Regions from separate parts of the Mus musculus genome. Here region 2 is linked to region 1. Evidence: chromatin loops called from intact Hi-C (ENCODE). Cell type or tissue: left cerebral cortex. All regions are shown on one strand. Each heading gives the region's core, and the rest is flanking DNA. Links, peaks and the distances in the headings are about the cores only.

Region 1 (16,910 bases), core at 3,379-11,378:
TGATACCCTCTTCCCCCACTTCTGTTTTTTTTTCCCCAGTTCCATAGCCAAGCCATATTAATCCCTAGATACGTACATACAAGAAACCTCATCAGACTCAGCTTTTAAAAACAATGAATTCATGAAATTCTTAGACAAATGGATGGAACTAGAAAATATCATCCTGGGGCTGGCGAGATGGCTCAGTGGGTAAAAGCACTAACTGCTCTTCTGAAGTTCCTGAGTTCAAATCCCAGCAACCACATGGTGGCTCACAACCACCTATAATGAGATCTGACATCCTCTTCTGGTGCATCTGAAGATAGCAACAGTGTACTTAGATATAATAATAAATCAGAAAGGGGGGAGAGAGGGAGGGGAGAAGGAGGGAAGGAAGGAAGGAAGGAAGGAAGGAAGGAAGGAAGGAAGGAAGGAAGGAAGGAAGGAAGGAAGAAAAAAATATCATCCTGAGTGAGGTAACCCAATCAGAAAAGAACATACATGGTATACACTCACTGATAAGTGGATATTAGCCCAGAAGCTTAGAATACCCAAGATACAATTCACAAACCACATGAAACTCAAGAAGAAGGAAGACCAAAGTGTGAATACTTTGATCCTTCTTAGAAGGGGGAACAAAATACCCATGAAAGGAGTTACAGAGACAAAGTGTGGAGCCAAGACTGAAGGAAAGGCCATCCAGAGACTGCCTCACCTGGAGATCCATTCCATATACAGTCACCAAACCCAGACACTATTGTGGATGCCAGCAAGTGCTTGCTAACAGAAGCCTGTTATAGCTGTCTCCAGAGAGGCTCCACCAGTGCCTGACAAATACAGAGGTAGATGCTCACAGCCTACCATTGGACTGAGCACAGCGTCCCCAATGAAGGAGCTAGAGAAAGGACCCAAGGAACTGAAGGGGTTAGCAGCCCCATAGGAAGAACAACAATATGAACTAAACAGTAACCCCCAGAGCTCCCAGGGATTAAACCACCAACCAAAGTGTAGACATGATGGAACTCATGGCTCCAGCTGCATATGTAGCAGAGGATGGCCTAGTTGGTCATCAATGGGAGGAGAAGCCTTCAGTCCTGTGAAGGTTCTATGCCCCAATGTAGGGGAATGGCAGGGCCAGGAAGCAGGAGTGGGTGGGTTGGTGAGCAGGGGGAGGGGGGAGAGGATAGGGGGCTTTTGGAGGGGAAACCAGGAAAGGGGATAACATTTGAAATGTAAAGAAAGAAAATATCTAGTAAAAAAAAACAAGAAACCTTATCAGATATGATCAACATGCAGGAAAATATAATTGCAGACATTTTAATAAATGTTTTTAATAAAATTATTATTGATATAAAACTCTTTAGCAATTTCCTGCCATTATGCCTACCATAGGTTTGATGGCAATCTATATAGTCCTATATACCCCATTCAAAGCTCTGAAAAATAACATAATTTTTTAGCATGAGTAAAAGTATGGATTGTCTTTCCAACTGCAGCCTTGTCCTACATTTTCTCAGTGTAGGAACAGCCTTTAAAGGATACTGTTGGTCTCCTGGGACAGTCTCCTAGTGCCTTCTCTGCTTTCTGCTGCTCCTACTTTGTACCAGTGAACTATAGTACAGAAAAGACTTTCCTTTTTCAAAAGTCTCATAGTCTATCTCTCAAATGCCCCATCTCATGTCAGGTAGATGCCTCTATAGAAGAAATAGAAAATTGTGGAAAAGAAACAGAAAAATCCAAGCCTGTCACCTAGTAGAGATGCCTGCTCAAAGCTTCCTTGCCCCACCTTGCTATTGGTCCTGGACTTGGTACTAAATCGCAGGGGAGGGTGGAGAGGTGCTTTTGAAACAGCCCTTCTCATCCCTGCCACTGTGGCTCTTGTCCCTTCTAAGTCATAACTCTTTCAGTTCTGAGCCTCTGCCTCTATCAATCTGATTATAAGTAACAAAACTAAATGCCAGTTCCTGACCCTCTCATGCTGCTAGGAGCTAGGAGCCCATTTAATGCTGCTAGGAGCTAGGAGCCCATTTAAGGGAGCATAGGTAAAGTGTTAGGATTGGGGTAACCTTGGAGTTGGGCTAGAAGGTTGTGATTAGAGTGTTAGGCTTAGAGCTAGAGTTTGGCTAGAGGTTAGGATTAAGGTTAGGGTTAGGGTGAGAAGGTTAGAGTTTGGGTTAAGGCTAGAGTTGGGTAGAAGGTTAGGGTTTGGGTTAGAGTTGGGATAGAGGGTTAGGGTTTGGGTTGGGGGAGTTGGGTAAGAGTTAGGCTTAAGAGTTTGGTCTGAGGGTTGGGGTTAGGGTTAGGGCTAGGTTTGGGTTAGAAGATTGAGGTTAGGCTAGGGTAGGCTTGACTTAGAGTTAGGATTAGGACCTCCTTCCAAATAGTTCCGTCCTCTAGAAGCTTTAATCTATGCTTTTGTTTCTTCTTTTCCAGCCTCTAGCTTGGATAAGAGACCAGAAGTCTTGTCCTTTTGTCTGGCTGTCTCACTCTTAGGAAAACAGAGAGGTCCATGGCAGATACATTCTTATTAGAAAGACTTTCATAACAGAAAGCATGGTTTGATGTTTCCCTTTTAAATTTTGTTTTGTTTTTTATGATTTCAGCCTTTTGTGCATTGGTCAGGAGATTTACTCCCATTTATAGGACTGTTGTTTTGGGAGACATATTGCGAGTCTCTCACAAGTCTCTGAAAACTCAATTCTAGATGGGTGTCAGTATTTTGCTTTCACATTAATAGTATAATGATAGTAAGTTCACCTGGGGGCTTTCCTCTGCCAGTGTAGCATGGTCCACTTTTCCTTACTATAAGAAGTAACTGTGCCCATGACCAGGACACTGGGTGAATGGTACTTCATTCACACAATAGTGACACCAGAGTTTGGATAAAATTTAACAATAGAACAATAAGTAAGTAAGTAAGTAAATATATATATATATATATATATATATATACACATACATATATATATATATGTATATATATATGTATATACACACATACATATATACACATACATATACACATATACATATATGTGTATGTATATATATAATTAGCTATAGTATTACAGTATTATATTATTTGTAGAAACCTTAAATAATAGAAAATATTACATATTTTTAATAAAAATGAAGTTATTTAAATGAAAGGCATTTCTTTTAAATGGATCAAACATGATCTAAGCGGAGTTCATTTCAGGAGGAGAATATAGAGTTACATGTGTGGTATCTAGTGACCTAGTTCTTGCCGTAATGACTTCATGGGAACTTGCTGAGTTAATTTAAACACAATTTCATGTGTCAGATCCAAGGAAAGAGAAGTAAAATGAAAAGATATTTTCCTCTTGGTTTGAGGAGAAACATGCCCGTTACAATTGCCAGGGTCAAGTGAGATGGATCACAAACCTGGTTTCCATGGGAAGTACCATATGGAAATGCCATCCTTAACTATGAAAGCTAAGGAAGTATGTCTAGGAGATCCGCAGGATGTCAGCAGCTCCTGCTGAAGGGGCAGGGTCACTTAGCTGGGAGGTAGTTGGGCTGGCCATTCAGCTCTTGCAAACATAAGCTGCTTCAGAAGTCAGCTGAGGTAAATTACAGTCATATTAGTAATGCCCAAATAAATCTGTGTGCTGGGATGCAGATCGGGGATTATAGATCCAAGTCGGGTCCCCATTCTGTTCCTCTTGCCTAAGACACTGAGGAGTGACATCTCCCCTAGGCATTCTCCAATATTGTGCCATTCCACGGGAATGATGCACAACTCATGAAACAATGTGTTTAAACTCGCAAACACTAAGGCAGCATCTTTGGAGTTACTGTAGTCAAGTTGAGGTGTTTCCATGGCCTTTTCTGATGAGTCCACTGTGCAGGTGCACAGTGGGGCACTTGGAGGAATGCTTATAAAGAACACTTTAGAAATAGTTATGTCATTCTCACTCCAGTGTAGGCTAAATAATGAATAATTAAGATATTAGTTGGAACCTTAATTTTACCTTGCTTGGAAAATGGATATTTGCAAATGCTGATGTGTTACTGGCCTTGAGAAGGAGACCACACCATTGAGTATCCGGACAGGCCATCAGTTCTGTCCTTACTTGAACTAAGTAGACGGAGATTGAAACAGAAGGCAGTATGAGGATGGAGGAAGAAACTAACTTGACGGGACCGCACCCCAAGGTACCAGCAAGTGCTGAAACCTGCAGGCTCCTTCCCTGGAGCCTGCACAGGGAGCAAAGCCCTGCTCACATCTCCATTTCAGCTCACTGAAACAGCCCCCACACTAGGAGAAAATATATTTAGCTTGTTCTAAGGTGCCAATTATGTATTTTACAGTCATGGGAATATAATGCATTCATGTTTACATGCTTTTGTGTGTAATATTATATTTATGTCCTATTGCTGTGATAAAACACCTTTACCAAGGCAACTTTGAGAAGGAAAAGTTTATTTGGGGCTTTCGGTTCTAAAGAGGTAGCACACTGTCACCTCCACAGCAGAGAACCATGACAGCGGGTCAGCAGGCAGACGGGTACGCTTCTAGAGCAGCAACCAACAACTTGGATCCTGAGCTACAAACAAGCAGAAAGAGCTCACTGCAAACAGCACATATGTTTTGAAGCCTCAAAGCCTGCGCCTAGGGCCATACTTCCTCTAGCAAGACCATACCTCCTGGTGGACTAAAAACAGCAGCCAACTAGAGACCAAATATTCACATGCCCAAGGGTAATCGGGGACACATCATTCTAATTACCGTAAATATATTTTTAAACTAGTTTTGGGAATATAGGTGTTTCACAATTGGCAGCTTTATCATGTTGAACTTTGAGGCGATCCGAATCAACATTAACATTTATCATTGAACTGGTCTCAGCTGAAGCAAAGGGTTTCAGTGCATGGAGCAGTGTCACTATTTGTGTCCAGGAGTGTTGGGAGGCACTGTTACCTAAGCAACGGTCCAGAGAGGAAAGGAAGGAATTTGTTGAGTTCTGATTTGCAAAACACAGAGCCAGTTCCCAAGTCTGAACTATCCCAGCTGCCCATGGCCGCAAGCTCCAGTTTGCCTCCACCCCTCGTCCCAGGTGCTGTCTGAACAAATAATCTCATGTTGGTGAGGGTGCACCCGTGGCCATGACCGCCTCTGCCCTGCTTGTGCATTCTAGCTTAAGGGTGGCAGGTTGTTAGAATGAGTCTTGCTAAGCAGGGGCTCTCAGACCCATACTCTCAGAATCCATTGGCGTTTGTGCTGTTGTAGCTTCTAACTCCAGAGCCACCCTGATGCTGTGTGGTTCTGCGCGTCACCTCACCACTGGGGTGTGTGAACACCATTCGGGGAGATGAAGTGCAGAGGTTGAGGCTACATTCATTTCTCACCATCATCTGGGTGCTGGGCTCATGGGGCATGCTGTTCAGGGGAGGTGAAACATAGCATAAGATAGGGGCCCCGGCCGGAGCTTCTCTGGGTGAGAAACGGTGCAGGCTGGGGCCAGGCTGCAGTTCTCTAATGCATGGGTACTCAAATGCTGCTAGGAACTGCAAGTAGTTGAGAAAGAGGGGTGGGGGTAACCATGGGCCTGAGATGAGTGGGGTGGAGGAAATCCTGCTTAGCCCAGAGTGGGTGTCAGGAGTGCAGAGAGGCCTTCAGCAGGAGACTTAGCATGGCTCTGTATTGACTAAGACTTCCTCAATTGGTGGTCTTTGAGGAAGGAGAGTCCTTGCTTGTCCAAAGTGTTTATTCATGATAGAAAATGGATGTATACAACTTACTCAGAGTGGACCAGAGATTAAATACTTTTTGCTTCGTGCAAAAAGTATTTATTAGCTAAGCCCTCAAGTCCAAGCCATCTAAATACCTCATTAGTATGGAGAGCTCTGGGCTCTGCGCTACCTGACCAGTTGTCCTGGTCCTCTTAGTGGGATGTCTTGGTGGTCACTGTGTTCCAGGACAGGAATCCCGGTTCCTTCATCAACTTGACCTTACCAGTTTTTCTGCCTGGTGACACAGTTCCACCTGCCCCCACACTGCTGCTACTTGAAGGAATACATAGTGAGTAACCGAGCTCCTATCTAGTGCTCCTGTCCCCAGATCCTTTTGTTGGGTCCCTTGGAAGCTCTGCTGTGGTGCTCCAGTGGGCAGGCTGCATTTGTATGGAGATTATGCTCAACCCCCACCCCCACCCCCAGTGCAGAGCTGTCCCACTGGCTGCTGCCTGCACATCTCATTGCACATCTCATCCTGTCTGAGGCCCTGTTACAGTAACTCACTCACTCTGCAAAGCAGTCACTGAGACAACAGTGAAGCAGTGAGGGCATCCCGTTTAAGCAGACAGGCATTCAAAGCAACAGGGAAGAGAAAGATGGAGACACTGGAGAAGATGGAAACAAAATATTTTAAGTGAGCTGCTCTAGTTGGAGGACTCTGGTTCTACAAGACATTTTCTGAAATAATTTTTAAGTTGGTTGGTTGTGTTTCTCCTCGGGTTTTCTAACAGCTGTTTGGTCTCTCTTCTGCAAATCTTTTGTGGCCTCTGGACCCAGACTTAGGCAATCAATCAAATCTACAAGTCATTTATCAGAAGCCCCTGAGGGTGGGTTAGGTAGTTAGACTGGGGCAGTCAGAGGCCCCAGGCCTAGCATATTATCTGTGAGTTTAGGATAGTTGACATATCTTTGCTCTCCTTTGGGCCAGTTAAAGTGATTGTTTGGAGTGTGAATATCTCAGTAAATATTTTGGGGTGTGTGTGTGTGTGTGTGTGTGTACACAAGAGAGAGAGCATGTGCACACGCACAAGTGTGTGCAGTTTATGCATTGGTACACGTTCATGTGTGTACTTCGTTCATGTGTGTACGTGTACGTGTACGTGTGGAGGCCAGAGGACCTCAATTGTTATTCCTCAGGAATCTTCCACCTTGGAGTTTTGAGACATGGTCTGTCTCTGGAACTCAGGCAAACCAGACTGGCTGGCCAGCAAGCCCAAGGGATCTCGCCTCCTGTTCCTGCCTCCCTGGCACAGAGATTACAAACATGGAACTACCACATCTAACTGGGTTTTGGGATCTAACTCATGTCGTCATGTTCACATAGCGAGTACTTTGCTAACGGAGATATTTCCTCAGCTCTCTCCTTCATTTTGATCTGTTTGTGCATCTGTGTATATGCGCATGTACATGATTGCATGTATACATGTGTTCACATGGGCATAACAGACAAAGGTAGATGTTGACTGTCATTCCTCGGTCTCTACCTTGTAGGTGGAGACAGCGTCTCTCACTAAGACCGGAGCTCGCCAGCTCGCCTGTACAGCTCGCCTAGCAGTCCTCAGGGATTACGTGTCTCTGCCTTCCCAGCACATGCCAAGTCCCCATACTTGCATGGATATCTTCATAGTCTCCTTTGTCTTGTTGTTTTAATGGATATTTTCTCCATGCTTATAGAGGAGTCCGTGGTGTGGCCAGCTCTGCTGAGCCTCACCATTGCTATCTGATTCTGTACTGCGCAGTTTCCAGAAGCTGCACTTACTTCCTTACTCGGGTTCCTTTCCATCTAGACGTTGGCCATGGTGAAAACACTGCAAATATTTGGAAACATCCTCCCTTTCAATCCAGTGCAGCTGAGCCTCCAGCGAGTAATTCCAGCCCCTGTCTGAGGCCCGTGCTTAGGCAGCTTTTACTGCTCGGTCTCTAGGCTCCCCCTACTGGTCGTTTCTATGTAATGCTCTCTGCCTTTTCTTTCTTCAGTCATTTTCCTGTGCAGGATCTCCTACTGCCATATTCCTCACACCAGACACAGCCCAAGCTCTTCTTTGCTGTGTAACAGCATCACCAAAATCTTACCAAATCAATGCATGATTATTGCCTCAAAATTTCTGTGGGTTGGGAGTTTCCAGACTTGGACAAGATGTTTCCTCTGCTTCCTGATTTCACAAAGATACAATCAATGAATCTGCTAGGGCTTGCAAGTTTAACTAAGGTAACTGGATAAGGGTAGACATCCAAGTTCATGTGGTTGCTGGAAACAGTTTCCAGCTGGCTATTGGAGTGATGACTGGCTAGGCTTTTTGCTGGCTGTTGGCTTAGGTCAACCACAGCTTCTTGTCTCTAAATCTTCCGACCATAGCTGTTTGCTTCCAAAAAGCCAGTAAGCAAATAGGACTTTTAACCCAATGGGAGTTATCAACTGACCCAACAATTGAGATCTTACCTTCCTTGTATTCATTTGATTAGAAAAAGTCGCTGGCCACTCCCATGTTCAGTGTGGATACCAAGTGCAAGCATCAGGGGCTCAGCATGGGCTTTTGTTTTTAGTGTAGCTTATGTCTCTTTCCATCATGGAGCACTGAGTAGAGCATGAGGCCTGGCCTTTACGCGTATTGTCGCCAGCTTCCGCTGCACTGGGTGGACAGTTGTTTCTGCTTTGCTAAATATTAAGCACCCTCACCACTTTGGGGGGCATTTGTGATTTAAGCTAGGGTCTTGTGCATGCTGAGTGCATACTGCACACCCTGAGCTATATCCCCAGCCCACCAACCTCCTCTGCTCTGTTCATCTAAAAGTGTAAAACAGCTCTGTAGTGACATTTTTTGAGAATTCTGGGATTTTGGTTTCTTTTGAAAATACAGAAATATTATAAGAATGTGCTTTTGTTTTAATCCCTGGTGTAGGGGTGTGGGGCTGCTTCGTTATCCACAGCAGCTGACTATGACTTGCCCAGTGCGCTAACAGAAGTGTGGTCTTGACAACTGCAGATAATTTTCTGCAGTTGTGTAACCTTTGGAATTCTGGGAAGTTTCCAGAAGATGCATAGATGCTAGGCTCCCGAGATGCAGGGGAGGTGGTAGTTGGTCATTAAGGGAGGTTGGTTGAGGCTTGTTAGTAGCCATAGCCAAAGAAAAACCAAAGAAATAAGTTAGATGCAGGGCTTTCTTTTTATTCTATCCTTGTTTCTCTCCTATCTAGTATTAGGGAGTGAAACCGAGGGGATAAAGGGTGGAAAAAAGAAGAACCCACAAAGTAGCAAAGGCCAGCTACACAATTCCTCTATTTCCACGTCAAGTCACTGATGAAATGCTGAAGAGGGGGCTGGTGTGTATATATGGGTACACTTACACGATACATACCCGCCCAGACACATTTTCATATATGTGTGTGCTGAAAGGGAAAGAATGACAAAGGGGATTCCTGGAGACTTCCCGGTCCTCTGGGAGCCAGGAAGTTCAGCTCTTGAGACCAAGACCGTTGTCTTCCTTGCCAAGTGATCTGCTCTTGAACTGAGCCACTTTGTAGCTCAGCAGCCTTTCCCTGTGCTTCTCGGGGGCAGCAAGGTGCATCAGGGAATAACAACCAACTACGCTAAAGGTGACATACACTGCGCAAGTTACAGTGCAGCTCCTTGCCACTGCATTCAGAAAGAGGGCCCATTGCATTTGCAGTTTGTGTAAAATATAATCAATGAATTTCTCACGGGATGAACTTTGTCATGTTTAGAGTAATTTCATAGGAATTCTTGGCTTCACCTAGTCCCCTATGTAAAGGGACAGCCTTAGTGGTCCTGTCCTGCATTTCACGTGGCGATGACACTCAGGCGATGGAAGGTGGATGCTCTTTGTGGACAAGTGTGGACACGTACTAAACCTTCTTCCCTGGAGCCCTGTACGCAGCCTTTCTCTTCAGTCACCTGGCTGTCCGGTTTTTAGAAGGAAACGAGAGCATTCGTTTCTGTTCTTTAGGAGTACAGAGTTAAATAGCATGGGAAACACACACCTTGTACAGCCTTTATTTTGAAGGCGACTGAGTTCAGTCATGGGCTCCTCCTGATACCAGTTCAAGTCTATGTAGTTTATTCAATAGATATTTAGTGCCCACTTTATGCCGTAGACTTGATAGGCAAAAGAAATAGAAAGTAAAAGAGAAAACAAACAAAGAAATCAGAGTGCAAAGTAAACACTTGCTAAAATTTAATCTGTGGCAGTTGCTATGAAGCTGTGGTGTTGCGTATGACAGGAATCCTGCCCTGGTGCACAGGTCGTGGGACTTGACCTGAGAACAAGGTTTCAACACAGGACTGAAAAATTAATTAGCAGCTAATTACATGGAGAGGGCACAGATGTCCAGACTTCAGAACTGCATGTGGGAACATTGTGTGGCTAACGGGAGAATGTGCCAGATGCAGGCACTGAAGGACCAGTGGGAGAGTATGAAGGGACAAGAATGTGTAAACAATTAGATAAGCGGAGAAGGGGGTTCTGCAGGCCTCAGCCAGCAGCTTAAGTGTGTCAGGGGAGACGGGGTTTGGCCACAGTGTGAAGCTTTTGACTCACAGAGTAACAGTTGATCAAGTCTGATTTTCAAAAGACCAGTTAGGAGTGTGGATGTATAACTTGAAATAAGGTAAGGATGATGACACATAGGTTCCGGGGAGATCCTGGGCTTAGCGAGTAAGTGGGTGTCAAGAGAAGGAGAAAAATGAATATATTTAAGACCATACAGGGACACTAAAATCATAACGTATAATGAAAGTAACATTAATGTGATTGAGATGTGTATAAAAATAGCAAGCAAAGAAGTTTAAAACAGTGTAGAGACTCCTGTCCCATCTTTATATGCATTTGCTCTGCTCTGGGGGCAGTCCTGAGGAGTCCCCAGTCACCTCCTCTATGTGTGCAGGGTAGAACCAAATATGCTCCTTCCTAGCATTTTGTCCTGAAAGCCACCTACCCTGTAGTTCCTTTCTAGGGGTATCTCACTATTGATGGACTCAGTATTGCTCTCCCCTCCTCCACCAACACAGCCCCTCAATCAGCTTTTCTGTCTCTGTATCTGAGATCTCTGCTGTATGTAGCATGGCCTCTCTCAGTGGCTTAATATTTTCCTTTCAATAAACTCCTTTCAAGTAATTTTGCTTGTTCATATGACTTCAAAAAACCAGAGATCCCTTAAGCATTCCCATAATAGAAAACAAGGTAAAATGAAACCAATGAAAATACGTAAGGGGTACGTAATATTAAGTTTGATCTTACCCACCCCGGATCCTGAACCTAAGTCCTACTTCCCTTAAGGGAGTGAGAGCCGAGTGCCTGGGAGGTCGTAAAAACAAACACCCAGATGAGATGAAGCTTTTCTTCTTGATATTCTCAAAAGAATGGAAAGATAACCAAAGAAGGGACTAACGTTTTTATGAAGGTGATAGGTATCATGCCATGTTCTCTTTGCCAGCTAAAGCAGTTTGTAGTTGGGGTTCACATCTCCCATTGTGGGAGAGCTGCTCTAGACCACATATATCTTCCTGCCATTAACACTGGAAACAAGTTGGGGGTTAGACTCAGGAAGTGCCCAACGGGTGAGAGTTGATCAAACCTGAGGGCCTGGGCCTGAGTTCCAATCCCAGGTATCCACGTAAAACAGGCGTGGTCACGTATGACAGCGCTGAGAGTAAGCAGTAAAAGGAGGCATCTGGCAAGTGCGGACTGAACGGGGCGGCATTAGCTACTTCTGGTGCTTATCATGCAGACCTTGTACTCACCAGGTAAGAGCCCCTCCCTCAGCCTCCTCCTGGGACCACCTTATTTATCTCCCAGTTTCAGGCCTACCATGTCCACATGAGGCTCCAGGAGTTTGATGAGGCACAAATCTGGTGTCGTCATACCTCCACATTTATTGTTTATCAGAGAAAGCCACGCCAGCATTCAGTGTGGCTCGATTTATTGCATGCATGGTGTCATGGTTACTGAGCTATGGCTGTAAAGAGACACCATGAACAAGGCCACTCATATAAAAGAAAGCATTTAATGGGGGTGGGGGAGGGGCTTGCTTACAGTTTTACAGGTTAGTCCGTGATTACCATGGTGTGAGGCAGAAAGGCGCAATGTTACATCAGTAGCCGAGGGTTTTATATCCAATTTATGGGCAGCAAGCAGAGAGAGAGAGAGAGAGAGAGAGAGAGAGAGAGAGAGAGAGAGAGAGAGAGAGAGAGAGAGAGAGAGAGAGAAAGAAGAAGAAGAAGAAGAAGAAGAAGAAGAAGAAGAAGAAGAAGAAGAAGAAGAAGAAGAAGAAGAAGAGAAGAGAAGAGAAGAGAAGAGAAGAGAAGAGAAGAGAAGAGAAGAGAAGAGAAGAGAAGAGAGAGGAGGAAGGAGGAGGAGGAGGAGGAGGAGGAGGAAGAGGAAGAGGAAGAGGAAGAGGAAGAGGAAGAGGAAGAGACAGACAGATTGGGTTTGAGGTGGGCTTACTAAGGGCTCCTGTAGTGACACACACCTTCACCATCAAGGCCACATCTTTCTCAAACAGTCCATCAACAGAGGACCAAGCTTTCAAACCTAGGAGCCCATGGAAGCCCTGCGCTTCAAACCACTACAGGCAGCGTAGTAATTACTTGTTTTGTTGTTATGACAAATACCTGACATAAACACCTTTGGAAAGAGACTATTAACCGTGGCGTCCTGAGCTTGAGGTGGCTGGTCACACTGCATCCTCAGTCAGAAAGCAGACAGCTATGGTTTCTGGTACCCAGCTTTCTTCTTATGCAACCAGAACTCCAGCCCAGGGAGTGGTGCCTTCCCACCTATTTATAGCGGGTCTTCCCACCTCACATAACCTCATGATAAGGCATTGCCTCACGGACATGCTAAGAAACTCGTCTCAAGGTAATTCTAGAGTCTGCCAAGTTGAAAATAAAAGCCAACAGGAATAAGTGAGAGGGCATAATTCAGGTGTTAGGATGTACTGTGTGTGATTCAAAGCTAAAGAGGTGGAAATCTATCTAATAAAGAGTGAGAGATGTTTCCACTTCATCCTATCACCCCCTCCAGTGCAAACAGACATTGTTGTTTTTAACCTGAGTTTTTAAATAGACATTCTTATGACTGCTTAAGAACTTAGATAAATAGAAAATGGTTCTCTTAGATTCTTTTATCACGCTGACTAAAATACCTGTCGGAGTAACTTAAGGAAAGAAAGATTTATGTTGGCTCGCTGTTGCATGTACTTTTCAAAAACATGCTTGCTCCAGGTAGGCTGTGGGAACAGCAGCCACCCTCCAGCTGTGTACTCAGCGACCACTGGCTAGCTAACAAGTTTCCCATAAACACTGGATTGCTCTCCACCAACCATCCACCCCCTCGGCTGGCTCCAACGACTGCCAATGACCACCCCACGGCCACACCTTCTCTCTTGCCCATCTGAATCATCTCAGGGAAAACACGAATCTTAATATTTTAAAATCAGCCAGATAACACTATTGTCCTAAACTCATCAGCTATTCTACATTAGAATTCATCTGGTGGAGGAGGCCACCACAGGTTCTAATGGCTTCCAGACCTACATGGTGTCTGACTTCTCCTTCCACAGCCTGGCCCAAAAGCCCTTTCTCTTATCTTGTTTTCTCCTCTTCTTCCTGGGAGCTGGAAAACCCACCTCTGTATCTTTTTCCAGCGATTGGCTTCTGCCATCTTTATTGACCCAATCGAACAGTTAGGGCACCTCCCCCCACAGCTCGCTGTCGTAGAGGTGGTTGAGAAGGCATGGCAGCAGGAACAGTATCATCCTTAGGGGAGGAAGTGTGAGAAGAAGTGCTCATCGCACTTTGGTGGCTTACTGGGACTCAGAGATCTAGGTTACAGCTAAATGCCAGGCTCCGTTTCCCAAGGTTTCCATAACCTTACACTATAGCACCACCAGCTGGAGACCGAGGCCGTAGGGAAGTTCCAAATTCAAACCATAAGAGTAACTATTTGATTTAAGCATGTAGCCTACATTTTCAGAGACTTCCATCAGAAATTTACATTCAGTACTTTTTTTCTGTCCCAGGCCAACTTTGGCTTTGTGCTACTTGCATTTTTCTCCTTCATAGCTTAGCCCATCTTGTAACTATCTTTCTACACACACACACACACACACACACACACACGCACACGCACACGCACACGCACACGCGTGCGCTCTCGGGATTTTCTTCTCACCACACTCCTGGAGGCCAGCAGATTGCTGAGCCTTTCTTCTCATCTTTCATCTTCTCCATCCACAGCATACCCCGTGTGCAGTTCTAAGCAGCATGAGGTGTTCTGAATCTCCACGAGATCATTATTCTAGACAGAGAGTACACTGTCCAGACAAGCATTTTAAAGGATCAGCTTTCTGTGGCTTTTCACAGACTTCACCATCTTGCCCAGAGTGTGGTGTATGATGGCCCTATAGTTTTGCTGAGTCAGGACTTCCCACTGAGGAGCCAGTGGGACCAACAAAGCAGTATTATTTTAGAGATGTTTTAAGATTCAGATGAAAATGAGTTATTCAGTTTTCTATTTGTTTAGGTTCACAGCTACACGAGTCATCAGTCTATAAGTCCCACTGTGTGGTGTCTGTTCACAGCTAGCTTACAGTCATCAGTCTATAAGTCCCACTATGTGGAGTATGTGTGCAGCTTACAGTTATCAGCTCCACTATGATCATTCACATAAAGCCTGGAAACATGAAGCAAGTACCCAGCATTTGTCTCCCTCCATGAGTTCCTGCCTGTGTGAGCCAGTTTTATACACACCCCGTAGGCCAGAAGCACCCTGTGCTAGAGTTTCTGTTAGAGACTTCTAGGACATCTCAAGCTAAAGAAGACTCTGGCAGTCCTTATTCTCCTGAAGCCCTGGTGTCCTTGATGGAGAAGGCCCTGAGCTCCATGTTAATAGATCCAAGGCTCATGCAACCCCAAGGCTGCAAAACCATGAGCGTTCTTGTAAGTGTTTATCGTTTGGGGGAACAAATGTTGCAAGGAAATGCTAATTCTTGAACTTTGAGCTCAAGTTATTTTCTTCTCTTATTGTAAAACAGATATTTCTACAGAGGTTCTGACCCCTGACAGCAGAGGTGCCAGGTTGGTGCTGTAGTGTCTGGGCCTATCCCAAAAAAGCAAATGTACAATCATTGCCTGTGAGTCATCAACATCGGGAGCACAGAGCTCACTGATAAAGATGGGTCCTTTCTTATTTGTCTTAACTGATGCCAAACACTCCAGTGAATCCCAGACACACAGTTCCGGCATATGTGGGAACGTAGGTGAGTGAGGCCATTTTGTAGCTTGTATTTGACATTTGCTTCAATTACCACATATATGCCAAGGAGTTTCAAGTATTTCTTCCCGTCTGAAATTCTTCCCCACATCCCATATCTGATTGCATTGTCCTGAACACAACCTTCTCTTGACCTGAAGGCACTCCTAACATTTAACAGGCTCAAAGCTAAATCCATTGCCCTCCAGTATAAACTTCTTTTATCTCTTGCATTCTTGATTTATGCTCTTAGCTTCTTGTTAGAATAGGAATTCGCTTTTAACCAGCTAGATAAACATTTTTGTATCATGACTCACTATATGCATAGTTATAACTTGCTTCAAAAAACACTGTTGTGTTTTACTATTGATTGCTCTCTGATATATACCATATCTCTTTTAAAATAATGGCTGGCATATATCTCCCTATTGATTTATTCATTTACCCCACCATTTGGCCAAGTGTTATACAGTGTTATAATAGCTGAGGAACTTGCTTTGCACTCTGCCTTGAGAGACTATTTCAATTCTCAAAGTAAAAGTTACAGTCTCAAAGTGCACTATAGCACTGCAGCAGATAAATGCAGCCTTTTTTGATTCATTATCAGATGCTATCCTCCTCAGTCTGAGGCTAGCCTTCAGTCAGAACTTCATTATATCATCCAGACACACCATCCATCTATCTTTCCATCCAGTCAGTTAATCAACATTTTCTGACTCTGTATACAGTACCAGGCATATTGGGAGCACTAAGAGTGAAGGGTAAGCATCATGCTCTGCTCTGAGGCTTGAAGTCCAATGGGAGCAAGTCATCATTAAGAGAAGTCTACAAAGAGTACTCGTGCAGCCACAAGACTGTGTGACTTGAATGTGGTTGTCCAGAGATGCTCTCAGGAAAAGGTGGCCCATGAGCTGAACCTAACAGCGGGGGTGGGAGATCAGCTGGCCAAATCAGAAGTCAGACATGTAGGGAATGAACCACCAAGAGAAAGCACTGCAGGGCAGCCCAGCACTTTTGAGAAATAGAATGCTCATACAATTGTCTGCTGGTGCTCCCAAGCCTGCTATTAGCTCTGCCTCCATACTCAGTACTCCTGTCTCATTATCTTCCACTGCACTGAATCCCCCCCCCCCAAGAGAGCCAAGCATAGCATCCTCTTGTGCTCCTAGTCCTCCCTGACACCCACCCCAGTGCCCTGTAAGAGACCCTTTGTCATGCTGAAGAAAACTAATTCTTACTCTTTTTACCTTCTTCACTAGGCCAGGGGTGTCTCCCAAGGAGTCCCCAGCCTTTCATCTGCTGTGGGAAGCTGGAAGGCACAAGGCTCCTTGGGCAGATTCAAGGAGAAGCTGCACAAACGGATGGGTAAAAGACCTCTCAGGGCTGACCACTTGGTACTGTGAAACCAACTGGTGTGCCTTTCCCTGGAGAAAACTACTTCTTCCATTCTCAACATTCCTTAGTTTCCTGTAGTTCTTTCTGTAGGGTTGAGGCCTCCTGGACTTTCGGCCATCTACTTTAGGATGTCTATTATTGTTGTTCTTGTTCAGCTCATGTTTGGATGGTCATGTTGGTGAGACTTTATGAGTGTAGCTTCTGACATTAGTCTCACAGCAAACTCCCTGGTCCTCTGGCTCTTACAGTATTTCCATTTCCTCTTCTGCACTGATCCCTAGTCAGGCCTTATGTGCCAGAGTTGTATTTCAGATGTATCAGTTGGGACTGGGTGCCACAACTTTAAATTTTGATTGACTGTAGTTTTTTCTAGTGATCTGTGTGTTGCAAAGAGAAGTTTTCATAATGACAGGTGAAAACACACCACAGTTATCTGTGGATATAAGGCAAGGATTTAGGATGTAGCTAGGGATTTTGCTGATTAAGTAACATGTCGGTTGCAGATTC
Region 2 (16,910 bases), core at 4,151-12,150, 300 kb before region 1:
GCTCAAATAATAGAGCACTGCAGTGAGAGATCCTTAGGAGTTAGGCACATCAAATATTGTTTACTGTACAATGTCTCCTTGCCGTTTCTTTACCTCCTCCACACATCTCTAGAGTACTTCTGTGGCTTCTTTTAAGAGTCTCCTTTCTGTCATGGCCATAGGCTTTTAAAGGCCAGAATTGAGCCAGTAGATTGACTTCACTTCTGGAATTTCTGTAACATTAGTTAGCTACTTAAGAGTCAATGTGTCGCCATCGGACTTACATTTTCATGTGTGTTTTCACAGCGATTTGGATCCTGTCAAAATAATTTTGCCAAACCAGTCAGGCTTTCTAAAAAACCAGATAAGAGGTAAATTGCTATTGTTGCATGGCAGTCCCTTATGTGATATAAATATAAATAACAAACAATTAATTCTGTACATAGTACAGACTTACAGGATTTTACATATAATGTAGTTAGGCATTTGAAGTAGTTTTGGGAAAATTCTCTGGCTGGTATGAGGCTCATCCTTTCCCTTCTCAGTCAACGTATCATTCATACATCTCCCTTTACTAGCTCTTTTTTTTTTTTTTTTTTTTCGAGACAGGGTTTCTCTGTATAGTCTTGGCTGTCCTGGAACTCACTTTGTAGACCAGGCTGGCCTCGAACTCAGAAATCCGCCTGCCTCTGCCTCCCAAGTGCTGGGATTAAAGGCGTGTGCCACCACCGCCCAGCCCCCTTTCCTAGCTCTTAAAGCAACACTCTTGTTTAATTATTTACCCATATCTCTGGTATTAGTGCTTCGTCATAGCTCAGCACCCCTTATGCATACAGATGCTCAAATTTACTTCTACGCTGGGTTACAAGGGAGTGGCAGTGAGTTCAACATATCCGTAGGAAAGGAAGAGATTTACTAGAATGGGAATTATGGGAAAATAGAAACAGGAACTGATTTACTCTGTGTTAGAGACCCAGGCAGCGAGAATACCAAGGACTGGGGCTGGACCTGATGTTCCTGGTCACCAGCTCTGTCACTGTCCCTCATTTCTGTCCTCGCCCCTGAGAGTCAGGCTCTCTGCTTAGATCCTTGAAGCAGTTGGAAATGCTGCCTGTGGATGTTTCCAAGAGATGCCTTCCCTGCTTCACCACCACCAGGTAGAGGGTTGCAGTGCGGTTGAATGCTCCTTGGAGGGTCCCAGCGTAAGTACTGGTCCAGGGTAGATTCTTTGTCTAGTGCCGAACGAGATGTGTGCTTTCCTAGACTGCAGTGGATCCTGTAGAGCAGTCCTTACCAAGGAAGAAGGAAAGCAGCACTGCCTGCTCCACGCAGTCTACTTCTCTTTGGATAACCAAAGTCACATCAGCATGTCCTCTAAAAGACCAGAACCAGAGATTTTTCTCCACTCACAGAGTTAGGATCCCATTTGAATGTCGGAGTTTGTCCTTGATCATCAGGGGCTCTTGCTGCATTAGAGTACTGCTGTCTTTTCTCAACTTTCTCCTTTCTAGTTCACTTCAGGTCTTAGGAATTGGCAAATCATTTAGTGACTGAATTTTATTACAGTATTTTAAACTTTAACAAAAACACATGTATGTATGTATGCATGCATGTATGTATGTATGTTGGGGCAGAGGTTACATATGTGCCATGGCTCACTGTGGAGGTCAAAAGGACAACTTTCTGGAGTTGGTTCTCTCTTCAGTCTTGTTTCTGAGGTGGGGTTTTTCTTGTGTGAAAAATGTTTTTTCTGTGAGCGTTCTGGATCCGGCTGCAAGATGAACCTGGGGCCGTGACAGGTGAAATGGTGATGAGTTACGCAAGCTGCACAGATAATTAAGTAGCAGAGATTAGAACTCAGGTTTCCTGCCTCCCAAGTCAACCCTTTCAAGACTTTGACGATTGCTTCCAGCTTCCCCGTGTTGGGATCAGATACTTCTGATAAGTGCTACTGTTATCCCTCCCAGTACCGAAAAGTGCATGGACGTTCAGGTTTCCTCTGTGTTTACATATAAACTGTGCAGTCTTCCTGATAATATATATACGCCTAACATTATAACAAAATATAACGCTGTGTGTGCTGTATACTGAGAGCCATCTGGCCCACAGCTTCGGTGACTCTCTTGTCTCTAATGGGTGCCAGTTTTTTCCTGTTCCAGAAATGGAATTCAAGTGACTGGTGAGTGCCTTCACCCATGAGGCCATCTTGTCTCCACCCCATTTTAATACTTTAAGTAGTAGATCAGTGATAGTTTACTAGATTTCAAATGTTATTTTTCTATACTTCTAAGATAATTTCTTCCTTTTGATATTTTCCTAAATTTCTGACTGTTTTACAAACCTGGGATAATGTGTCTAAAAGCAACAACACTCACTTATAACCCAGGACTGGAACTTGTCCTTCTTCACAAAAAACTTAAGCCAGTTTAATAACAAACAAGCAAATGAACAACAAGAAGAAACCAGAATGAGAGGTGGTTCCTTCGAGAGCTTTTGAACAGTCATGGATTCATACCATTCATAGACTCCATCCTCATGGAACCACACCCACAAGAGAAGAGTCTCTTGTCTCTTCTCAATGCTGTTGGCCTTCCTTTTGCTTCCATCTGAGGAATTTGTATGTGGCAATCAGGTTTTATAAGTTCATTGTTATTCCCTGTGTCCTGCTACTTCAGAGCATTTCAAACCCTCCTGCGGCTCTTTATGAAGATGGTCTCCACAAAATAACCTTTTCATCTGAGTTTTTCCAGGTGTACATACTTGGTGCATGACATCACAGCCAAAGCCATGTTTCCGCTGGTTTATAAGCAGGGGGACAATGTATGCATAGTTCATATATCACTCAAATCAATGGAAGGGTGCATGCATGTGTATACAGCAGGTATACAAAAAACTAACATATTTCAAAGCAAGTACAAGTCTGAAGTGATTAAGATTTGACAAAGGGAACAGAGACTGAGGTGCAAACCCACTGTCAGCAGGGAAATTGAGGAGGCAATGGATACAGGTGAGAAAGAAGGGGCTGAAGTCCAGGGAGCAGCAATACTGTGTCCCAAATGAGATTGCAGAAAGCAAGGTGAAAATAAGAAAGGCCTGATTCATTGCTGTAGTCTGCATCGACCTGTTTTTTTTTTTCATTAAATTCAGGGCTCTCCCCTTTTATGCAGGTTCTTGTGAGCCATCACCGCCTAACGTTCCTTGGTAGCAGCAGCTCCATCTTTGGACTTCCAATTTCCAGACTAGATCAATTTCATAACTGAAGATTTTTTTCACATGGACATATTTTTTTCAACACAGATTTGTTTTTAACCAAGAAACATGAATAAACCCATCACACCCAAACTCTGTTGACACTGTAAGTTACACAGATGTGGCAATACAAATCTGCCTATATTATTTTGGTGGTTTAGTAAAAAGATATGAAATCAACTTTTCAAAAATGATATTTGCACAACGTGTTTATTACAGTTCACTCCTCAGTTTAGAAAAGCTGAGTTATGGAATCAGCATAAATGTGGACCATCAATGAATGGAGAAAGAGGGAGTGGTGCGCAAACACAGAGGGACACCATTAGTCTTCATAACAAGGAAATTCTATCATTTCCAGCAGCGATGGAGCCAGAGAAAACTGCTTGAGGGAAGTAAGCCGGGCGCAGAAAGGAGAACACAAATTCTCAATTCTGACGCTCCCATAAACAGCACCAAGGGCTTAAGGATAGCTTGAGCTTAGCTACTGAATGACTCTTAAGTAGTTAAGCTCAGCGCCTTCAGAGTTGCAGTGTTTTGAGGAACTATTTTAACTAAATGACAGTTATCCGAATATGAAAGTTTGGGTGCTCAGTGCCATTGATGGAGAGCAGTTGAGCTGTAGAATTTTCAGGTTTACTCCAAGGTCAATGCTTAGGCCTGGTGAAGCAGCAGCAGCATTGGAGAAGCAGTCAGCTAACGACTGTAAATGCTCACTCAGAAACCTCCCCAGGGCGCTGGAGAAAGAGCCATCTCAAGTCAGGGAAGCATTTCGGGAGGTTAACTTCGGTTTCATTGCGGAGATGAATTTACATGGATGCCAGATTAAACTTTGTCAGTCTTTTTTCCCATTTTTTTTTACAAATCCAAATGAGATGTTTATTTATAAGAACTTTTATCCTTTTTTTTTCTCTCTGAATCTCAAAATGTTTTGTAGCCTCTACTGTGTCCCATTGAGGTTTCAGATACATGTCACTGTCCCTTGTAAAGATGTTCTTCATTCGTGAAAACAGTGACTAATTTACTGATGAGCCCCATGTCCCAGCACTGCCTTGACTGCTATTTTATGGCCAACTCTAAAGTTGTATTTATTGATACCATATTTTTCCCCTACAGTTCTCCGTGCTCCCTGCCCATTTTGACTCTGTACCCTCCCCCAGACTTTGTTTATACTCCTGTCACCAGCAGCTCTTCTGCAATTTATAAAGTGTCAGGAAGACCCAGGACTAACATAGAGAAGCCCCTGATTCTTGGGTGGTGGTGGTGGGGTTCTTGTGTGAAGATAAATAGAAGAACAAAGCAAATTAATGTGCAGAGCTAGGGCAGCAGGCTAGGGATGGAGAGGAAAGATTATGCTGAGGTAGTTGCTGAAGTCCAGTTAAGTAGAGCTAGGGCCAGCAGAGTGGGCCAGTGATTGGCAGGTCAGAACCGTGGTAGGGCAGAGAGAAGAGCAACGGTGAAGATGGCTGTAGCAGTTGTCAGCATTGAGGAAGTGGAAAATGGCTGGCTTGACTGAACAGGCTCAGTTCTGCACAGTCAGTGCGCCCAGCCCTGCCTGGAGCCCTTGCTCTTCAGGCCCAGCCAATGGCTGCCTGCCTGAGGAACAAATGGTTTATCTTCTAGTTTCAGGTGGACTGAGGCTGGTTGCAAGCATTTATCTCTGGCTTCATTTTCCTTTGATTTAGAAGTAGGTGGACTAGCACCTTGGTTCACCCCAGATATTAGGGGAATGAGTGAAGGCATGTAGCAAGCCGTGTGCTGTTGAGCATGAACGCACACATGCCTTTGCCAGAACACCTCTTCCTCTCCACCGGCCGCCTTTCCTTCGTATCCGTTGGTTGTTTATGCCCCCACTTTCTCCTTGTGATGTTAGAATTTCAGGACTAAACTTGAGCTCCCCCCATTTTACTGGGCCTCATGTCCAGTCCAGTCAATAGCAAGCATTGAAACACCTCTTTATCTGTCCACCCCCTAATTCCGTTGCCTTCTTTACGGTCTTGTCCAGAAATTTGTCCTTGCTTCCAGAATGTCTTCCCTTTCCTCCTTGTCCAGATTTATTTTCTATACCAGTTCCTTGTTAAAAACTGAAAAGCCCCACCTAGCCCACTATCTGTCTATAATTCCCTTAAGATGGACATTTTGAATCAAGGCAACCACCATTTCCCATGGGATAAAATGCCCGATTTCCTGGTACGCGACACACGACCATTTAAGCTCTACTGTTGAACCTTCTTGCTGCCACTGTGCTTGGCCATCGGCTCAGCCAGCTTCCGGCTGAGGCTTCACGTGGCTGCTCACGTGCTTTTCCCATCCAAGCAGAGCCCAGGCTCCTCAGATTTATGTTACTTACTCTAAAGAGTCTCCTGAGATACAGCAGGGAGCTTATGTCAAAAACTTACATCGCCAGGGATGCTTGGCGTCTGGGGCATGAGGATGAAATGTTTGAGGGCAGACATGGACCATTGAAGGCCATCCAGGGCTACATAATGAGACCTTCTGTTAGAAGAATAATAAGCATGTTTTATTACATTATTATAACTTGTTTTACTTATTTAGAATCATTTTCGGATAGCTTTTATAAGTGTTTGAAATCATTATCTGAAGTTTCTTTTTGAGTTAGATTTAGCCTAATCTACTTGCAAATTTAATTTTGGTATTTGATTATTACAGATAATTTCATGTCTTGCTTGCTATGCGTTTATATGTCTGTAATGTTAAGACATTAATATGACCTGTTATATGTCTCAGGTCCTTGTGAATAGTAGGCACTTTATTTGTCATCATTCCTTTAGTTCCTTGGATGTAGAGAATGTATGTAGCTGTTCACAGTGCTGTGTATACAAGTGCATGCTTGTGGAGTAAATAGAGAGGTGTTTTGTTTTGTTTTGTTTTGTTTTGTTTTGTTTTGTTTTGTTTTGTTATTTTTATGGTTTGTCGCATTAACCCTTTGCATACCACATTAGTTCACCCACAGTTTCAGGAAGAACAAACCATAAGAACTGTTGTGGCCAAGTGACTAAGCTGACATGGAACCTAAGCATTGAATTGTGGGAAGGAGTTTACCTAAGATAATTTTAGACCCAAAACATGGAGTTGGGAAAAATTGATGAGTTAGTTTAAGAATTAATCAATGTTTTTAGAGGCCTCGCTTTGTGTTACAGAGTAATGAAAAAAGCCGGTGATTGGCATGGTTTGTACTCAGAGCCTTAAAATGGGGACAGTAGCAATAATAAAAGAGCATTTTAGGATGTGACAGATAATTAAATCCTACATGATTCAGATTTGAAGCAGTGTTGGCTTTGCCAAAGAAGAGTTTGTGCATTGGAAGGATGAGCAACCCTATCGAGAATCTCAAGGCCTTAAAGATGTTTTGGACGACCACTACTCTTCAGGCACGTGGTTCACACAATTAAAATACTTTCTGATATTAGGGAAAAACTTGGGGTGGGCAGCTACCTTCATCAGAAAAGTGTTTGCCATGCAATACCAGAACCTGTGTAAAGCCTGGCATGGCAGCACATGAGGTTTTATTACCTTAGCTCTGGGGAAATGGTTTAGACCAGTGAGAAACTGAGGGGGAAAAAAAAAGGTGGACAGCTTCCGAGAAACAGCATCTGAACTTGACTTGTGGCTTGCCAAAGCATATTTATGCATACGCACCCCTCCCCCAAAAGTGTTTATTTCTTAGCTTTGATAAAGAAAAAAGCACATAATAGTTTTTATTTAAATGAAAATTTTATTTTTTTATATTTTATTTTTTCTTTCATGTTGCAGAAAAAAAATCAAGTTGATTATTTCTCAGGTGATATTTGGAGTGATGAGGATGACGTCTTATGAAGGAGAAGTGTTTCATTTGTATCCACTGGGCTGTGATGGGTGAATGGTCTCTTCCTCAGCCTCTGGCAACACACAGACTCAAGCCCAGCGCCTGGGGAGTACTGGCCACTCACCATTAGCACAGTAGTTACCGTCTCTCATTACTAAATTTACCATAAAATTGAATATTTATAATTATAGATTACCATGTTATTTTAAAATTTCTTCTGTAAGTTATTTTTCAGTTTTGCTGTACCTTACTCTAATTTTTGAACCATGGTGCTTCTCTTTCCAGGCATAGAAAATCCTAGTTCAAGTATGAGGGAGAGATCAGCCTCTCTCCTGTAGGGGGCGCTAAGAGAGTAGCAGTTAGTTTTCCTTTGCCACCCAGTACCCTCTGGCATGACTTGGCACAATTTACTTAAAGATTGCATGCCCTGGTTTGCAGGGTTTTGTTTTGTTTTGTTTGTTTGTTTTTTGGATTTTTGTTTTGTTTTGTTTTGTTTTTTGATGCTGTCATGGGTCCTAAGCCCATCAGTAATTCTTCAGGCTCATAATTATGCAACTGTCACTTTGGTTCAGTAAGTGCTACACCTGTGCAAAAAAAAAAAAAAAAAAAAAAAAATCTAACCTCCTGCATTTGGTGCATGGTAATTTTAGAGTCCTCATTATGCCTCATTTACATATGACAAACGTTATGCATATAGACACATCAAACCATTTCCCAAGCATTTGTAACATGAACGCTGGTAGCCTAAACTTGGCCTTCTCTAGGACCTCAGATGATGATTTAATGGCACTGTCACTCAGGATACTTTCTGGCTTTCTCTAGTGCCTTTAAAAATTGAATTGAGCAGGATAAAGTGCATCCCTTTGATTAAATGTTTTTCCTCATGTGCAATTACCGCGAGCTGTCTGCCTCCCGTTCTGTATGCTTTTGAAGCAGCACTGCATTGCAAATCAATATCTTTCTGGAGAGACAGGGTGTAGTGGATTGCCTGGACAGCATATGCGTGGTTCCTCTGGCTGCAATGCTGCTGCAGAGCCCGCTCACTCTGCCTTCCTGGGAACCCCACAGGCAAGTCCATCGTGTTTGGAGGAAGAAAAGAGATCATTCTAGGGAAAAAAAAAATTGACCTATTAAAGCTTTCAAGACCGACTGTTAGCATGTTCTTTGTGCTCTTCTGAAACGTTTTTTGTTTTGTTTTTTTGTTTTTTTGTTTTTTTGTTTTTGGTCTTGCTCCACTGAGATCAGCTTCTCTGGGTGATCTCTGGAATTTTTTGTGCTTCCCCCTTTCTTGGTTGTAGTACGGCCGTACCATTTCAGCTTGCTAGTGCAGAAAGATGTGAATTCAGTTGCTGTCTGAGGCTGGCTTGGTGCAAACACATTGCTAGAGATATGTTAAGGAGTTCCAGGTGAATCCGGCTCAAGAGAGACAACAGCATAAACGGTAAGACAGAGCATGCCTGAATCATAGCAAGGGCTTTAATTTGGAGCATCTCGGCAAGTCTGAATCCTGACTCACTCGTTTACAACTTGAAAAGGATTCATTCTGTGCATGTCATGCCACTCAGTCGATTCTATTTAACTGCCAAAACCAGCAGAGATTGATAATGGGGTATTTAAATTAAGGATCCGACGGGGTTACTCAGCGAATCCCCGGAGGCTCCCAAGGCTATTGCCTGGAGTTTGTAAACACCAGGAGCAGATAAGATGAAGAAAATGTTCAGTGACTGCTTCTTTGCCATAGCCGAGTCTGATTTCTTTGGAAACTAGTCTACCTTTTTTTTTTTTTTTATAGCTTAAAGAGATCTTGCATATGGTTTTGCCTGGCTATGCTTAGCTGAATGCCCTCTGAGTCAATCAACTGAAGGACGGGAGACCACTTTTCCTTTGGGTAAACTGATGTCTGTGAATTTAGCTGGATTGGGTCTGAGTAGAATTGATATCTCTACTATACTAGAAATCCGGGGCTGCTTCTCTGATCACCTTACCCCTTCTCCTCCTCGAGCCCTGACATGCACCTGCTTTGAGTGTGTGTTTCTGAGTAGAGGTCAGGGTGTTGCCACTTGGCATCTTTATACCTGTAATGGTTTTGCTCTCCTGCATAGAAGTGATAATTCTTCATGCAGTTCTGCTTGAAGTGCCAGCTAGCTCTACTAGTGGGCTGTTAGCATTATAGATGCTGATGGAGAACCCCTGCATACAAGAAAGGCTGGGCTAGTAGACAGGCTACACCAAAATGAGGCTTGCCTGTTCATGAAGAAGATGACAAGCAAGGTTGAAATATAAACCCTGACAGAGGATGAATATCTATTTACTTAATTAATTGGGGCATGGTATTAAGTAGCCAGGGGGGTTTGAAGTTGAAGGATATATTTTCATATTGTTTACATAAGAGACTAATACATTAGATGATCCTGTGAATTTGTCTGGGTCTACCTTTTATGTGGGTGCTAAATTTTAAGGGTGTCAGCATTTGATATTTTGCTTTAAAATATTTTACTTTGTATGTTTGAACTTAGGAATTAACTTGAAATGTGAATGTTGTAGTGAGTGAATATTAGTTGACCAGATTTTCAATAACTTGCATATTGATCAGAAAGTAGTTTTTATATAATTTTGTGATACAAAAAAGTAAGAAAGACTACTTCATTACCTTATAAGTTAATCGAGAAAAACATAGATGGAATCTAAGATTTATAGTAAGTGACTTATTGGAGGAGGAGCCTCTGTACTTATTAAAAATTAAGCATAAAACTGGGCTTTGATTTCTAGGAATGAATATTTGGATTTTGTTCAAAGGAGAGTTGGAATTTTCTTGTATTTCGATCAGTCGTTTATTATTCTCTAAAAAGGAAAGAGAAATATAAACTGGTGTTTTATATCTAAGTCTGTTGAGATGAGTCTGTTTTCTGTCTTCTGAGAGTGCTATGTTCTAGCTATTTATATTTCTACCTTCACTTTGTGTACACTGCGAGGTTTTTGTTTTTTGTTTCTTTTTCATCTCACAACAGGAGGAATGGAATATCTGCAAAACGTGATGTTTAAAAAGGGGGCTAGTGGTGTGGTGATGCGACATATATTTTAAAACCACACTTGTCTTCATCATGCAGGCATTCAGTGTCTCTGTATAAGATGCTGGGAGACATACTTGCAGCAGTAGAGAGGAGCGGCCAGAAGCTTAGGTATAGTAATACTACCTCACAAGAAGTAAATTTGGAACGTTCTAGATGGTGGAATGGCGGCTCAGGAGAGCCTGTTTTATTGTAGGCAGTCACTCACATGCAAGCCTTGGTGGAGAGTCTACTTGGTGACAATGATGAATGGAACAGGTTTATCTGGTTTCTGCCCTCGTGGATCTTAGAATCTTGTTTTTAAAAGATATTTTGAAGAAAAACAATCTGTGGGGAGTGTTTGCTTTTCCATTTTGGTAACTGTGAGAGAGACACTGTATGCTTTGATTTTTTTAAAACTGTGTTTAAAATACACATTATACAGAATTTGCCAAACCTACCATTTTTAAATTTATAGTCTAGTGGCATTATTATGTATATTCAGTGTTTTGTGGTAAATAATTACCCCTATCCATGTCCAGAACTTCTTCATCATTCCAAGTCATTAAATATTTCTACCATTCTCCCTTCCCTTCACCCCTGACAACCTTGGTTCTACTTTCTATGCCTCTGAGTTGGCCTCTGCTAGGTACAGGGCAATGACATAGCACTTGGCCAATCTTACTTAGCGTGTCTTCACAGCTCACGATACCGCGCCATACATTGGGAATTTATTCCTTGGAGAGTATACTTGGATTTTAATATGGAAAAGATAGCAGTTTTCCTCCTTAGCATAGGGTGTCAGTGAATCAAGGCCCCATATGGGCATGCTAGCAGATAACTTAGAGCTTCTAACAAGATCCTCCAATCAGCAAGGAAGGAGGTCCAAAATCCGCCAAGGGAATTGCCCACTGGTTTTTGGGTTATTTGCGTGTGATTGATTGGGCACAGTAACTGGACTGCTTTCTTGTATATTTGCGGATAAAAGCAACGATCAGCTGGGATATTCATTGTGAAGCTGGATTGTGACTTTTGTCATTAATATTAAGATCTCACCTCCTGTGCAGTGCGTTACTCATTGTAACTGTAAAAGCAAAGGCCATGATGATGATGACGATGATGATGATGACGATGATGATGGTGGTGGTTGTTTCCTATGTACTCTGTGGGCTACCTTCTGCCCCGAATCCTGCTTTTAGTGGACAGTCAACTAGAACCCCTCTAGATAGCGTCTGTGTTTGTCAGGAGGAATAGAGAGCGGTTATATGCTTGATACCACAATAAACAGGTTTTCATTACACAGGCAAGCTTAGCTTCATCAATAAAGTTTTTTCTTTTTTGAATTTCCCTACACACTGCTCCTTTTAAATCCAAGAGATTATTTTTTTCCCCAATAGACGCTTCCTTTTTAGAAGGTCAGGTTACGGCCCCATCCAGAGCCTGTTTGCTATCTGTTTGCTATCAACTGACTTGACAATCTCTGTACTGGATCACTGGCAGGTTTGTATCTATGCTGGTAACTCCCTGTTCAAGGCACAGAGGAGCAAGATTCAGCATAACACTGTTTATTATCCGGGTCATCCCACCTTTCTCAGTGGCCTTGGTCTTGGGACAGAATCTCATGTTGTCATACTGACTTTTTCAACTCAATATATAGCTGAGGCCAAGTGCTCCGATTACAGATGCCTGCAGCACACATGGTATCCTGTCCTTAATGATTCTTAATGCGTTGCACTCTTCTGCTTTTCTCTATTATAGCCTGGCTCGGCATAGGAGGCAGATTCGGAATCAGATTAATTAAATGACTGTTTACTTTGGTGGTGAGGTGGAGGGGAGGAAGGAAGGGCGGCCAGAACACTACGTGCCAGTGACTCTGTGCAGCTTTGGATTTCCTTTTCTTTTCTATCAGGAGCGGTGAAAGCATGGGTGGGCGGGTCTGCAGGTAAGGCTCATCCTTTAATCCATCTAGGATGTAGAACGTAGGGGATGTGCGCACAGTGGTCAAGAGCTTCTGCTCTGTAGTTTGGTCCTGCAATAAATCTCTGCTCCCGTGTTTATGCTATGCATGGCCTTGGACGGGTGGCCCAGCTCATGCCTGTTTCGTTTTAATTACTTCTGAAACTGAGATGACATTGTGCCCTCCCGTGGCTCTTGGTGGAGACTGAGAGATTGTGCTAAAGGTAGTTTTCATAGTCACTGTTGTAGATGAGTTCCGTGACTGGGAGCCTCCACTCTTACCAGTGTCACAGCATCTAGGGACCTGCAGTGTCCGTCTCTCTTTTCTAACAACGACCTTCGCACCAGATCCCAGATTCTTTTCCAGTTTGCTTCATTAGAGGGCACATATGAGCATTTCTGAACTTTACAGGACTGAAGAAGATAAAACAGAAGCTGTAACAGCATGCTCCTGTTCCCTGCTTTCCCTTGCCAGACTTTGAGAGGGTGTGTGGTCTGGAGAGGTTCTCTTCTGTCCAATCGACAAGCCATTTCAGCCAGCAGTTAGCTCCTCTACTAAATGAGATCCTGATAACACGTTGGCAGAGAAATGCCTGTGGAAGCACCGGGCTTGTTTCAGGTGGCAGACACACAGCAGGATATTTACATCCAGCCATCTCGGCTCCATTCTCCTTGGATTACTGAGAAGTCAGTATTGACTTTTCTGTTGTGGCAAGGGTACACAGAGCAAGTCTTCATGGAAGCGGGCGGCTTTATTATACAGGATAGCTGTTCTTGCTGAAGGTTTAGCTCTTCCCAGTACACGGACCAATTGTGAAACCTGTATTGAAAGACACTTGCTTTTTTTTTCTCCCAAAGGCACATTGTTCCCTGTGTCTCTCTTCAGGAGCTCTGTGTGGCTAGTGACTCACACAAAATTCTCTCTGCAAACGGCGAGAGCTTCGGCTGTCAAACTCGAATTCAGTTTTGTTCTAAATTTTCCAGGGTTCTATGGTTCCAGAATTTAGATTGGTTTCATTGAAAGGTAAACATCACATTTTAAACACTGCAACATCACATCTTGACCACCATTGCTAAGTTATTACCCAAGGACTAATAAAACATTCATTATTTTTGTTAGAAAAGGTGTTTGATCCAGGTGAGGCGATGGAAGTTGTGTTTATTTTTTTATGTGTTTCAGAATAAGATGGTAGTATGGCATTTTAGTTCTTCTTCAGGAAGAGTTTTTGAAGTGTTTATATCATTGTTCTTAAATACTGTTCAGATAGTTACCAGGTGAGAAGAGTTCAGGTCCTAATGGATCAGTCTTACCTCCACTAGCGTAGTCTTTTCCGTTCCCATTGTTTAATGTTGCTTTATCTTTCATGTAGGACCAAATAAAGAGCTCTCTGAGAGGTATAAACGTGGAGATAGAACTGTCCTGGTTCACAGTACAAACAGGCTAGCGGCAATTCAGTGAAGCTCAGAAGTGAGACAACAGAATTCCAAAGATGCCCGGGATTGACCTTTGCACAGCCTTTCTGACAGATGACAGCTTCTGGAGTCTCTTAGGATGTCTGTTAAAAAGTGAAATGCAAACAGTAGGCCTTCTAGGCTGGGCAGATGGCTATCCCGGTTAGGATAGAACACTGATTTCAGACCTATCCCATTTGATTTGCTTTTAGGACTTCTTAAATGGCACACGGTCTCAGTTTTTAAATTGCTGTAGTTCATGTTAGTTAGTCTCCCTGGCCAGGTTGCTTTCCCCTAATGCATAATGGAGGGTCTTTTGAAAATACACTGCTATTCCCCTTTCTCAGACAAGACCAAAGACAGAGACAATAATAATAGTGATAATAATAATAATCATAATAAAGAGTTGTGTTTAAACCTGTACATTCTTTGAAAGAGAAAAATGTCCTTTAGGACAGAAATAGACTTTTTCTTGACAGCTTTAGGGGAACAGTGTCTTGATGAAGAAACTAATTAGCTGTGCATTGAGAGCCACTTTGCGTGGCTTAATTTTTCAGTTCTGTGGAGAGTGGGCATTCTGCTTGCAGCAGTGGGGACTCTTTTAGGTTGGCAGAGTCTTCACTCTGCGGAGCAGCAGGACAGAGACACCCCCTTGCCATGTGTAGAGTCTCAGCTTTACACAAACTCCTCCTCTGGCCCTTCTGACTATAGATATGTGGTCAGGGAGAAAGTACATCTGTAAATTCTACTGTTTTGCCTCCCAACAGTGGCTATGCATGTGGTCATCTTATGTGAACGCACTCTCTCTCTCTAACCATATTATGATTGGGGATATCAAGCAGGAGTCAGAGAATTTGTATAAACTTTCTTTGACTCTTTGGGATTCTTGCTAAAGTTTTCCTGGGACCACTGTTGTTTGAGAAGTGTTTGATTCAGCCTTCCATGGAGTAGGAGTCAGAACCCATGTGCTTTTTCAGTCTGGAGAGGATTACTCCAGTCTGCCATGTAGACAGAGGGCTCTCTCCTGATGGTAGGGCTTATTGCAGGTGGTACCCAATGCTTTGTGCACACCGATGGCTTGAATATTTTTATTTATAGATACAGTACTAACTTCTTTATAAACTTGCTTACTCCAAAGATACCAAATAATCCTTGATACGTTAGCAAAGCACAGTTTTGGGTTCAATTCTCATGAGAAAAGTGTTAATGACATTAATAAAAAAATAGACATGATTTTAACACATACAAATATCTCTTTTCTAGAAGCACATAAGTACATCAAAATATAGACAGGAAGTATGCTATAATAATCTGTCTATTCTATTCATTCTTAACTTTATCTCATTCCTTTTTGTTTTAAACAGAGGATGTTTATACACATTGGCTATATATACATTGATTGTATATTGTTAGGAAACTTTATTTTAGTGCTTAAAATAATATTAATTATCTGAAGTTGCCATCGTATTTTATGGAACACTTGAGCAGAAATGTTACCCAAAGATGCAATATGCTCGTCACTCCTGTGGCATGCACAAATCGGAAGAAAGTGTGTTTCTGAAGGAGTTGACTTTTCTCTTTTATTTGACCATATCAGCAAAATATATCAATACATGTCTCAGTTATGAATCCATAGGAAATCTTGTTAAAATTCAGATTCTAATGTGGTAGGGCTCTGGTGGGCCTGAGATTCCAGGCAGGGTCAGTCCTGGGTCAGTCCTGTTGGTCTGTAGCAAGGTATTTAAAGCATGAGATAGAGGACGTGTGACTCCCCAGGATAATAGCATGACCAAGACCCTATGTAGACCTCAAGTAGTAACAGGGATGCTACTTTTATTTTGCTGTGAGGCATCATTAAGCTTTACTTTAAATTTATCCTGGTAATTTAAAAAGTGAAGATACTAAAGGTTTATAAGTGGATGCATACACCTCTGTGGACCTATGGGCAAACTATAGCTCACATAAAGCCATTACTATATAAGTATTATAGTAGAGAAAGCTCCTTAGAATTATTCTTATAATATTTGCCAAAACTTCACCTGCTTGAGGCATACATACATATTCCCATTAGCACCAATAAGACAGCTTCCCGTTTCGTTTCTTGATAATAAACATTAGATTCCAGAAAGACTGAAGTTCCTGAGTCAGTATGACATGGTGCAGGTTTGTCCATTTCCATTCAGCTTTGTCTATTAGTTGCTGCATGGATCAAATAGAATTAGGTGAGATCCACAGAAAAAAGTCAGTAGAGAAATACAAGTTTTATTATCCCAAAGAAACGAAATGGTAACAAATCCTGGTGAAAATAAAGGAAAAAGAAGTCTTTATGTGTGGTAGGTGCATCTGTGGTGGAAGTCAGTGTAGAGGTTCCTCAGACTCAAGCCACAACTTCATGGGATCCAGCTTGCAGCATCCCTAGGGATGTACTTCTGGGAATCTAAAGTTAGCATTGCAGAGAGATGCAGGCACGTTTGTGATTATTGCATTACTATTTGTGAGAGTCAAGAGAGGAGCCTGTTGCTCAGCATCAGTAGATGAACAGAGTGCAGTTCTATACAGAATGGAATTTTATGGGGAGCTACATAGAAGAATGGAGTCCTGCCATTTGCAGGAAAATGGGTAGGGATCATCATAAGTGGATGAAATAAGTCATACTCAGAACCACAGCATCACATTTACTCCTCCTCCTTCTTTCAGGTGGAGAGTGTAGATTTAGGAGAAAAAGAGACGTGAGAAAGACGAGGATTATTGCAAAGAGGAAGGGATCGGCAGGAAGGGGGAGAGTGTGTTTGAATAAGTGTGAGAAAATGTGATAATGTAACCAATCATTTTATGCAATTACTATTTACAAAAATTAATTGATATTTAAAAAAGCACTTGAAAACAGGATCACCTTAATGGATATCGAACTCTGTGAGCAGGAATAGCTGGTGAAAGGATTTCCATTGACCAGAAAAGACCTCAACTCAGGGGGTGTCTCCTTTAATGCAGTGCCTGAGAGTGATTTTTCACATAGCCTACTTTTAGTTAAAGGCAAAGCTTATTATTGAGTAGTTATTGGCAGAGCATTTATTTCTTGGCCATACTTTTATCTTTTAGGACAATAAAGAGACAGAAAACATGGTTTATATACCCAAGTACTTACAGTTTGGGCCTGAAATATAATTAGCACATGAGAAAGATGACAACAACCAAACAAAAAACAAAGACGGACTTCCTGTTGCTCCCACCAAATCTAGGAAAACAAGCGTAGTGTAGCTTATGTAAATAGATGACAGCAGCAGTTATTTAGGATGGACTGTGAGGCACAATCTAAAAGGGATGTAGTTCGTAGAGCATTTGTGGTTGCAGCAATGATATTCATGTAGGGACAGAGATACTGTTTAATAGAACCAAGTTTGGCC

What was found. Peaks named below come from ENCODE experiments on the same cell type or tissue, not always from the same donor. Only the 100,000 strongest peaks of a DNase experiment are listed, where the experiment ranks them.
Region 2: it touches region 1 in a loop (7-fold over the local background); 28 of 42 quality-filtered maps call a loop at or near these places.

The regions. Positions count from the first base shown.
Region 1 is chr5:4,952,889-4,969,798 of GRCm38, reverse strand. All of the region lies in intron 10 of Cdk14 (cyclin-dependent kinase 14), which reads left to right. Among named protein-coding and RNA genes, the nearest start is that of Fzd1, 200 kb to the right of the region's middle. In left cerebral cortex, for the core only: a CTCF peak has its summit at 7,676 (motif pointing left); DNase peaks (open chromatin) are centred at 7,660 and 10,362.
Region 2 is chr5:5,257,162-5,274,071 of GRCm38, reverse strand. The region is part of intron 2 of Cdk14 (cyclin-dependent kinase 14); the gene reads left to right. Among named protein-coding and RNA genes, the nearest start is that of Gm30151, 110 kb to the left of the region's middle. In left cerebral cortex, for the core only: a CTCF peak has its summit at 7,393 (motif pointing right); DNase peaks (open chromatin) are centred at 8,439, 9,114, 10,190, 10,929 and 2 more places; H3K4me3 peaks cover 3,632 bases; H3K27ac peaks cover 3,525 bases.